2 separate regions of the Homo sapiens genome follow, and region 1 is linked to region 2. A link is an interaction called in ENCODE POLR2A ChIA-PET data of the cell type or tissue named here. Cell type or tissue: PC-9. All regions are shown on one strand. Links, peaks and the distances in the headings refer to the core of each region. The heading gives the core; the rest is flanking DNA.

The links. Peaks named below come from ENCODE experiments on the same cell type or tissue, not always from the same donor. Only the 100,000 strongest peaks of a DNase experiment are listed, where the experiment ranks them.
Region 1: POLR2A ChIA-PET joins it to region 2 with 23 read pairs; 6 of 35 experiments call an interaction of 5 or more read pairs at or near these places.

The regions. Positions count from the first base shown.
Region 1 is chr5:73,456,427-73,461,807 of GRCh38, forward strand. LINC01386 (long intergenic non-protein coding RNA 1386) reads right to left here. Exons shown (of 5, transcript NR_126410.1): 4 at 5,107-5,199. Among named protein-coding and RNA genes, the nearest start is that of FOXD1, 10 kb to the left of the region's middle. In PC-9, for the core only: no CTCF peak of the experiment used is centred there; no DNase peak of the experiment used is centred there.
Region 2 is chr5:73,112,898-73,118,278 of GRCh38, forward strand. It overlaps LOC124901001, which reads right to left. Exons shown (of 2, transcript XM_047417978.1): 1 at 1,690-5,381; 2 at 248-378. Among named protein-coding and RNA genes, the nearest start is that of TMEM171, 5.0 kb to the right of the region's middle. In PC-9, for the core only: no CTCF peak of the experiment used is centred there; a DNase peak (open chromatin) is centred at 2,604; H3K27ac peaks cover 808 bases.

The DNA of each region.
Region 1 (5,381 bases), core at 276-5,275, 340 kb after region 2:
GCTTCTATTGAACCCATCACCCAAATAGTGAAAATAGTACCTAATATGCGGTTTTTCAACCCTTGCCCTCTTCCCTAATTTTGGAGTCCCCAGTGTGTCTATTGTTCCCATCTTTGTGTCTATGTGTACCCCATGTTGAGCTCCCATTTATAAGTCAGAACATGTGGTATTTGGTTTTCTGTTTCTGCATTAATTCATTTAAGATAATGGCCTCCAGCTGCATCCATATTGCTGCAAAGGACATGATTTCATTCTTGTTCATGGCTGTGTAGTATTCCATGGTGTATATGCACCACATTTTCTTTATCCAGTCCACCATTGATGGGCACCTAGGTTGATTCCATGTCTGCTATGGTGAATAGTGCTGTGATAAATGTAGAAGTGCAGGTGTCCTTCTGATGGGATAATTTCTTTTCCTTTGGATATATACCCAGTAATGAGATTGCTGGGCTGAATGGTAATTCTATTTTTAGTTCTTTGAGAAATCTCCTAACTGTTTTCCACAGGGACTGAACTAATTTACATTTCCACCCACAGTGTCTAAGTGTTCCCTTTTCTCCACAACCCCGCCAATATCTGTTTTTCCCCATTGCTTTCATATCCTCTCTCCATATTCCATAGGCCCTCATAGTGTCATTCCTACTCCATATGCCACTGCTGTGGTAATCAGTGTGCTGTGGAACAACCTGGCCATGGAAATTTTGGAAAAGATGAGGTACATCAAGAAAGCAGTTGACTTTATTGCAGCACTTTGAAATTTTTAGGTTTGTTTTGTACATTGTGACTCTTTCAGAGGACTATACATTTGTTGTAATATTTTCCAAATTTATTTTACTATGGGATACCAGTTTGGGAAATGGCATTCACTGAAATAATGTGATACAGACAGGGAGCAGTAGCTCACATCTGTAATCCCAGCACTTTGGGAGGCTGAGGCACGAGGATCGCTTGAGCTTGAGCTCAGGAGTTCAAGACCAGCCTGGGCAACATAGTGAAACCCCTGTCTCTTAAAAAAAAAAAAAAATCCAAAAAGTTGTAGAGTTAACAGTGACTTTCTAATTTCCCAGATTTAAAATTCTTCTTATTCATTTACTTAACAAATATTTATTTTATTGAGTGTCTACTATGCGGCAAGTACTGTTCTAGGAACTTGGGATACATCAGTAAACAAATGGACAAAGGTCTTCGCCCTAAAAAGCTTTACATATTTAGCAGGAGAAAGACCATAAGAAATAAGTAAACTGAATACCTTAATTAATTAATGATATCATATGTTAAAAGGTAATATTTACCATGTGGAAAAATATAGAACAGCGAAGGGGGCTGGAGGTGGTAGTGGCGGGGCAGCATGGAAAGGACAGGTGGGTGGAAATTTTACACAGTGAGCAAAGACTAGAATAGTGCTACTGCTGGATATCTGGGGGGAAAGGATTCCAAGCAGGAGGAACAATTTGAGCAAAGGCATGAGTAATCTTAAATAAAAATCATCTTAAAGACATGTTACAAACTATTATGTAATTATCCCCAAATGTAGTGGCTTAAAACTGTCATTTCATTATGCTAACACCTTTTGTGAGTCGGGAATTAACAAAGAGAATCAAAGGGTGAAAGCTGTTTAATTTATATCTCTACCAGTCAATGCTAGCTATCAGCTGGGATTGTCAGCTAGAACACCAACATGTGAACTTTTCCGGTGGCCTGGGCTTCCTCACAGACCAGTCTTCCAAGACAATCAGTGGAAGGTGTATTCCCTTTTATGACCTAGCCTAGGAAGTCACATAATGTCACTTCCACAGTAATTATAAGCTACCCAGATTTGAGAGGAGGGAAGTGTATTAGTTTGCTAGGGCTGCCATAACAAAGTACTGTAGACTGGTGGCCTGAATAAGAGAAATGTATTATCTCACAGTTCTGGAAGCTGGAAGTCCAAAATAAAGGGGTTGGTAGGGTTGGTTCCTTCTGAGGGCTGAGAGGAAGGATCTGCTCCAGGCCTCTCTCCTTGGCTCTCCTCTCTTCTCTCCCTGTCTCCTCACATCATCTTCCCGCTCTGTGTGTCTATGTCCATTTTTCCCCTTTTTAAAAGGACGCCAGTCATACTGCATGAGGGCCCACCCTAATGAGTTCATTTTACTTGATTAGCTGTGTAAAGACTGCATCTCTGATTAAGTTCACATTCTGAGGTACTGTAGGTTAGAACTTCAACATAAGAATTTTTGGAGAAACATAGTTTAACCCATAAAAGGAACATAGACCCAACTCTGAATGGGAGGAGTCTTCAAGTCACCATGTAAAAAGTGTGTGGGAGATGTGGGTACTGCCATCTTTGAAAAATATAGTTTGCCACATCATGACATAAAAAGTTTAATAATGAGGCTGGCCGCAGTGGCTCATGCCTGTAATCCCAACACTTTGGGAGGCCGAGGCAGGCAGATCACGAGGTCAGGAGTTTGAGACCAGCCTGGCCAATATGGTGAAACTCCATCTCTACTGAAAATACAAAAATTAGCCAGGTGTGGTGGCACATGCCTGTAGTCCCAGCTACTGGGGAGGCTGAGGCAGAAGAATTGCTTGAACCCGGGAGGCAGAGGTTGCAGTGAGCCGAGATTGTGCCACTGCACTCCAGCCTGGGTAACAGAGGGAGATTCCATCTCAAAAAAAAAAAGTTTAATAATGAGGTCAGGCACAGTGGCACATGCCTGTACTCCAAGCTACTTGGGAGGCTGAGGCACAAGAATCGCTTGAACCCAGGAGGCAGAGGATGTAGCGAGATGAGATTGCACCACTGCACTCCAGCCTGGGTGACAGAGGAAGACCCTGTCTCAGAAAAAAAAAAAAAAGTGTAATATATGAGAGTCCATGACAACTTACACTGTATAAATAAGCCCACAACATAATAAAACATAACTTGGGGGGAACTACTTTGATATGTTTTTTAAAATTTTTTATGGTAGGGTCTCACTCTGTCACCCAGGCTAGGGTTCAGTGGCATGATCATAGATCACTGCAGCCTCAGACTTCTGAGCTCAAGCAATCCTCCCACTTCAGCCTTCAAAGTAGGTGGGACTACAGGAATGTGCCATCACACTCGACTCATTTTCTTTTCTTTTTCTTTGTTTTTTTTTTTTTTTTTTTTTGTAAAGACAATGACTCACTATGTCTCCCAGACTGTGTTTTATATTTTTACAGTGAGCAAAAAAGCTCATATACCAACTGTCTGGTTCCAGACAAGACACCTGGAAAAATCTATGACTGACTCTTTCCCAAGGCAATTCAAGTCTGTGCTTCAAAAACCAGTGCTTTCTGCAAATCATTATTTTTGGCCCAAGGATTTGCTCTACTTTAAGATCCTTCGCTAATTTACTTATTTGTAGTAGACATTCGCTATTAGTTGCTGTAGTTCAACCTTGACCAATCTTGTCTTCACTCAGAGGAATTCGTGCCTGTTAGTTTTATTTTATGTGCAAAGTAGATTAAACATGTATTATTATCAAATTTTAGGAGAAACAAATGTTAATAAGTACTTGCTATAACAATAAATATGATTATGCTTTATTTATTGCCATTATTGTTACTACTTGAGATGAATCTTGTGCAAAATAAACTTTAAACCTGGGTGGGGCTCCCACCAAACCCAGAAAGGTATTGGTAACATCTTATTGCCCCAGTGCTTGCAGCAAATTTTCTGTAACATCAATCATTGAATAAAGATTACACAAAAGCCAATATCTTTTTGCCCTCTCTAAACCCTAAAAATTCCTTTTAAAAGTGAGTTGAAGAGACCCAGTTATCCTACAATCCAGTAGACTAATCTCCAATTGCCTTTGGAGTATTTATCACCCTTGCTGCTTCGACTTCCCTAGCCTCTTTTCACTGGTCAGCCTTCCCCCAAGTCCTGCTGCTCAGCTGGGATGCACACATCACCAGGCCAGGCTCACCACAGACCTACTGAATTAGAATCTCTACAGGTGGGGCTCAGGAATTTATTTTGCTTTGTTTGTTTTGTTGTTGTTGTTGCTTTTGGTTTTTTTGGAAGTTCCCCAGGTAATTTGGGTGATCATTTAAGTCTGATTACTACCAATCTGTGTGCTAAAATTCAAGTTCCTGAAGCTTAGCATAAAAAGGGCCTCACCTCTGCTTGACTCTACAATTGCATCTCCTACTATTTTGCACGTCATGATTACCTACCTGCAATATTGAACAACCAATAGCTCACAACGCTAGACATACTGCCTCCCTCCTCTGGGCCCTTGCCTGGAACACCCTTTGCATACTTTGACTACTGAACAACTTATTTTCCTTCCAAAATTCAGCCCTAGTGTCTGCTTCCAGAAAGCCTTCCCTGATGACCTCACCTCCACCTGCTCTGAATTCCGACTGCACCTCGTTCCACAGCAGTCAGCACCCAGTGTGGAAATATATTAATGAAACCGCCTTTACAAAATTATGACTGAGACAGTGAAAGAAATCTAACTTAACCAACTCCATCTTGCTTCTAACCCCCAAGCTATCCTTGTTCATTCCTAGGTGTAGGCTTAACTAACTTTGGGAGAAGTTAGTAAGGGTAATAGCCCTTTCCCAAAGCAGTCCTCCTTCTTACCTGGGACTGGATTGCCTTTGTAGGACTAACATTAGCCACAAGATTAGAAATTATGGTTTAGGAGTCATGCAGCCGAAGGCTACAAGATTCTGACCCTCCCTAAACTGCTCCAAAGATCAGCGCTTGAGATATTTGGCAGACCCTGCACTTGATGGATCAGCTGGCCCCACACAGATCAATAAACTGGCTCATCTGATCTTGTGGCCTCCACCTAGGAACTGACTGAGCAAAAGAAGACAGCTCCAATTCCATATGATTCATCTCTGACCAATCAGCACTCCTGGCTCACTGGCTTCCTCTCACCCACCAAGTTATCCTTAAAAACTCTGCTTCCCAAATGCTTGGGGAAACTGATTTAAGTAATAATAAAACTCTGGTCTCCCCGCCGGCTGGCTCTGTGTGAATTACTCTTTTTCTATTGCAATTCCCCTGTCTTAAGGAATTGGCTCTGTCTAGGCAGCAGGCAAGGTAAACCTCTTGGGCAGTTACATTAATACTTGCTCACCTACCTATCTCCTCTGCTAAAGTGTGATCTATTTGAAGGCAGGCTCCATGTCATCTTCACCTCAGCATTCTCAAAACCTAACCCAGTGATACAGGAGCTAGAATGAAATTATTTAGGCAGTTAGTGAGGGTAAAAGAGTCCTCGGCAAGATTTCCCTTTTAATAAAAAGCAGTCCCCAAATCATTTATTTTCTAACAAAGGGCAGCTGCAGACATAGATAAGCAAGCTGAAAGCTTGCATGGGTGAATGCCAGCAGCTGTGCCAGTAAGAAAAGGCTAC
Region 2 (5,381 bases), core at 115-5,114:
GTCTAGTTAGAGTGAAGGACAGTTGTAGCAGGAATGGCTGGAAAAGCAAGATGGAAAGAGATGCTCCAATTCCTGTTTTTGCAGAAGGGGCTGTTTCAGGTAGTCCCTGGTCCAGGGTGAGCTGGTAGGAGGTGTTGGCTGAGGTGGTTGGAAGAGGAAAGATTTGTTGATGAGAAGGCCTGAATTCTGAATTGGTATTGTCTTAGTGTGTTTGTGTTACTATAAAGGAATACCCGAGGCTGGGTAATTTATAAAGAAAAGAGGTTTATTTGGCTCACAGTTCTGCAGACTGTACAAGAAGCATGGCACCAGCATCTGCCTCTGGCTTCTGGTGAGGGCTTCAGGCTGTTTCCAATCAAGACAGAAGGCGAAGGAAACCTGGTATGTACAGATCACCATGTGGCCTCCAGGCTTTTTGTTAACAACCAGCTTTCTTGGAAACTAATAGAGCTAGAACTATTAATCTTCCCCGGGGAGCATTAATCTAATCATGAAGGATCCACCCTCACGACCCAAACACTTCCCATTAGGCCCCACCTCCAACACCGGGGATCAAATTTCAACATGAGATTTGAGGGGATAAAAACACCCAAACTCTAGCACTCAACCACATGGAGGTTGGAAGCATGTAGGATTAAGGGAGGATTTGAAGTGGTAGAGACGGAAGCCAATGATGAGAGTGACAGGAAGGGGAGAGGGTGACACATAGTATAAGCAGCAAAGGGTGGGGAAGAAGTGGTCTGAAAGGAATAGTAAACAACTATGGCTGTGGTAAGTGTCCTGAATGAAAAACACCAGAACGCCAGGTATGAAAATAACAAGGGGGAACGGGGAGCCAGGGCCCATCTTCACTGGGGAAATGGCATTTAACTGGAACTGCAAAGAATGAATGGGTGCTGTGGCAGAGCACACAGACACCCGCTGGAGAGGAGAGAGAACTGGCGCTTCCCATCCGGCAATGCCCCTGGCTGGCAAGGTGAGGGAGCAAGTGCCCAGCCTCCCTGTGCACCTGTCCAGTGGGGCAGCAGCAGTACTCACTTCACAGGGTTCTTATGAAACACAAAGGAGTGAATACATTTGTAAACCCCTAAAAACACATAGTAAGCTTTATGTAGGGGTTAGCTATTATATTTTCATTTAAGAAAAAATATTTCCCCTGGAATCACATCCAACCAAAATTACAGCAAGTCTTGTTTTCTGTACTCATTCAATTCTTTAAACACCCCATGAGGTAAGTTAAAAAGAAAAAACCCTAAAAAGTAGTTTTCTCTTTATCTTCTCTCAATCAGCACCGCCTCAAATCCTAGCTTTACCTGCATTCTGTGGCTTCCACAAAGGGCCTTTTATGAAAATCTGGGGCATTCAGGAGGTGGCTTACTGCCAAACTGCCTTTTAATTTATCAAAGACTCTCGGCTCTCAGGTGTTTAGATAAGTATTGATTAATTTTTTAGGCCAGAAGTTTTTGTGGGAGAAGTCAAGTGTTCGTGTGTTACTGTGAGGAGATGACCTGCCACACCCAGGAAGACCCTTGCTCCCTGGATCCCCAGCCAGGTGGCATGTTCCCCATGTACAGCACCCTGGGACAGTCAGATGGCCCCTTTCTGGATTTCTGGGTCAGACCATTTTGGGAGTCATCTCCAAGTGTCTCAGACAAGTTTCCATGCCTGATCCAAAACTAGGTAAGTTACCTGTATGTATGACATCAGAAGGTTCCCACACCACCATGCACATCACAGCAAGCTGTTTGAAGGAGGTAGGATATACAATAAGTCTTTTCTTTCTTTTTCTTCTTTTGTTTTTATCATTTATTTGCACATTTGTTTCACTTTGCTATATTTTTGGAGCACTGTGAGCTGATCTGAATCCTTGGAATCATCAGTGGCAACCAGGTAGTGGAGGGGCCAGAACCGAGGATATGGAGATTGGGCCAAGACATGCAGATGGATCCAGGAGATGTGAGGCAGGTAGAATCCTGAGCCCTGGGCCACTGACAGGCTAAGGAATCACCCTTGGCAGGATACCACATGCCCCTCTAAAGATACCAGCAGCAGCAAGTCCCATTTCAGAAGCTTTGGAGGCTGCAGACCTTGGGAAAACAAAGGTAGATCAACAGGGCAGATAACACAAGTTGGACGGGCTGGTTTTTGAGATGATGCGATGCACACCTTTAAGAACTCCTAGAAATAACTGAGAGATGCGCTATAGGGAGAAACAGCTGAGCTGGCAGGCTGGGAACTCCAACCATTGCCAACTGGGCATCAGAAATCAACAGAGCCACAGTTTGCTCTCAGTGAGCACCCTGATCGACCTCCCCTGCTATTTCTTTACAGTCTCCATGGATTCATCAGCTCAAGCTTCCTGAGCCACAGGTGGAAGATGAGATGAGTGTAGCTAGACGAGTAGTAGTTAAGGAGAAATCCATTTATTGATCACTCTCCATGTGCCAGATATTTACTCTTCAAGCAAGACATCCTTCGAGGTAGGTCTGGTTATTCTCACATTACAGATGAGAACACTAAGATACAGAAAAGATGTTTACTTGCCCCAGGTCACACAGCTGGTAAGTGACAAAGCCAGGATCTAAACTCAGTTTGATTCATCCCCTTTCTGCATGCTGGGGAGACAGTGCATTCTTTGGGATCCAGTCAGCAGTGAATGAGTGAAGAGACAGTACTTTTCCAAAGAACTCTTAATATCAACACGTTGGTCTCCTCTAGCCACAGACCAGATGCTGTGGCCACTGTTGAGGGGGGGTCTTTCTCCCTTGGCAGTGCAGAGGCCTCTTCAGAAAAGCCAAGTGTGCTCCCAGCAAATTCTTACTTTCGCTGAAACAACTGCTTGCATTCTACACCCTTGGCTAAGGCTAGCAGCACTCAGGCTGAGCTGTTATTAACTGTGCAAAATCAACAGCACCATCTCACGCCATAAAATGACTCTGCAAAAGATTAGCCTTTGCACTAGGATCAGCTAAGGGAGCCAGTCTAAACCCTTAATTCAAGCTTTCCAAATTAGTCAGCCTCTACTTGCACTCCTGATATGTCTCTGAAGCCCCTGGGTCTAAGTCCGACCTGGGGGTTAGGGAGGAGGAAAATATCCCAGGGACTTTGGTACACCCTTTTCAGGGTTATACAGCTGGATGGGGCCCAGGTTGGTTCAGAGGAGTCATTGGGAGTCCTGGAAATATGTGTTGAAACATGGACCCAAGACTGAGCGCTCAAGAATAAATTCCTATAAACCAAGCCCAGCTGGGGCTCAGAAAACATCAGAAATTGGAAGCAGGGAAATGTGTGCTTCTGGGTGCTAAGATTAATTTGGGGCAGAATTAGAAAGAGACCAAAAGAGAAAAGAGACCTAGAAGTTGGCAGACTTGATTAGCTGATTGTCTTTCTGCCATCTTATGAATTCTGAAAAATGGTGCCACTGAATTCTGCAGGTCAATCCACTTGCCCTGAGTTTCTTCTCAGGGTTGGCAGTGCCCTGGGAAGAAATACGTGGCCTGTCTTGTTGAAGTGAAAGATATGTGTTCCTTAGGGCACTGTTTTGGGAACAGAGCAGCAGAAGCCCCCTGCTCTGGGTGAAACTCATGCCTCCCAGCCGCACTAGCTGTGCTCTGCACCCCAGAAACATCTGAAAACTGCACTTGGTTGGCACCAGCCCCTCCCTTGCTTTGTGTGTTTAGAACCCTCCAAAGGACTAATTGTTACTCTTCCAGAGAGGGAGCCCAGCCTCCTCAATTTTGTAATGTCACTCACAGACCACAGGAAAGTATTCCTTCCGAATTCCTGAACTCCAAGCCTCCATATTCAATTGCCTACTCAGCTTCTCTACTCGGATGTCTAATGGACAAAATTAACATGTCCCCAAATGGACTCTGAAGCTCCTCCTCTCAAACTTGTCCCACTCTTAGGATTCCCCATCTTGCTCATGCCAGAACCATTCTTCCACTTGCTCAGATCCAAAACCTTGGAATCAAAACCCACATGTGGTTCATGGAAAATCCCATTGACTCTATCTTCAAGATATATCCAAAGTCTCATCCCTTTCATCACCTTCATACACAAGCTACAGACATAACTCCTGGGTTGTTACCACAGCCTCCTAACTGGCCTCTTCCCATCCATCCTGGCTCCTCCTTGGGCTATTCTTACTGCAACAGCCACCAATTTCTTTTTTAAAAGAAATCAGATCACATCACTGTCAAAGCTCATCACATCAGCTCAAAAACCATTCAAAGGCTTCCCACCTACTTAAAGGCCCTGCACAACCTGGTGCCCTTGGCCCTGCACATGCCTTTCCTCTCTGACCTCCTCTCCTACTCTCCCCCTTGCTCACCAACTGCAGCCACCCTGGCCTCTTGCTCTCCTTTGAATATGCTAATATGTGTGTTCCTACCTCAGGGCCTTTGCACCTGTGGTTACTTCTGCCTGAAGCACTCTTCCCTACTTCCCACAAAAAATCACGAACTATGCTTACAAATTCTTACTCTTCCCTACAAGAGGTGGCACCTAATCCCATTCCCCTTGACTTTGTGACTCAATTCTAAGGACCAGAATAAAGAGAAGTGATGGTATGGAAGTGCAGAGCCTCGTCAGAAAAGGCACCACAGCTTCCCCTTTGTTTGCTCTCCCTTGGATCACTCACGTGAGGGGAGGCTGGGTGGAGAAATCCACATAGTGAGGAACTGAGGCCTCCTGCCAATAGCCCTGTGAATGTGCCACCTTGGCAGCAGATCCTCCAGCCCCAGTCCAGCCTTCAGATGACCACAGCCCTGGCCAACTGCTAGACTGCAGCCTCTGAGAGGCTCAGCCAGAAGTACCCAGCTAAGCCACTTGCAGTTTCTGACCCTGATCAGAAACCCTGAGAATACATTTTTGCTGTTTCAAACTTCAAAGTTTTGGGGTAAGTTGTTATGCAATAATAGATCATTGATACACTTGCTTCCTCATTCCCTTCAAGTTTTTGCTGCAATCTCACCTTCTCAGAGATGCCTTCCTTAACTCCCCTATTTAAAATGGGGTGCTCCCCAGTCCCCATCTGTGATTTATTGTTCTCCCTGGCACTCAATCACTTTCTAATTCTCTGTATAACTTACATATTTTATTGCCTTTCTCCTCAATAAAATACAAGTTCCGTGTTTTATTGGTAGTTGGTAAATCTGTGCTGGCTAAATACATGAACACATGCCTCTGCTTTATGCTTCTACAGTCACTGAATTCGAGGTTTTTAATCTTGTTCTGATGCTGTTTTTCTAAGGATTCGGTCTGGCTTTTATCTTTTTCACTACCACACAGGCCAGGGAAGACCACTAGATAGTGACCAGGCCACGCAGCTTCTCTCCTAAGGCTAGGTGGGCTACAAAGATAAGTACCTCAAAGGCTGG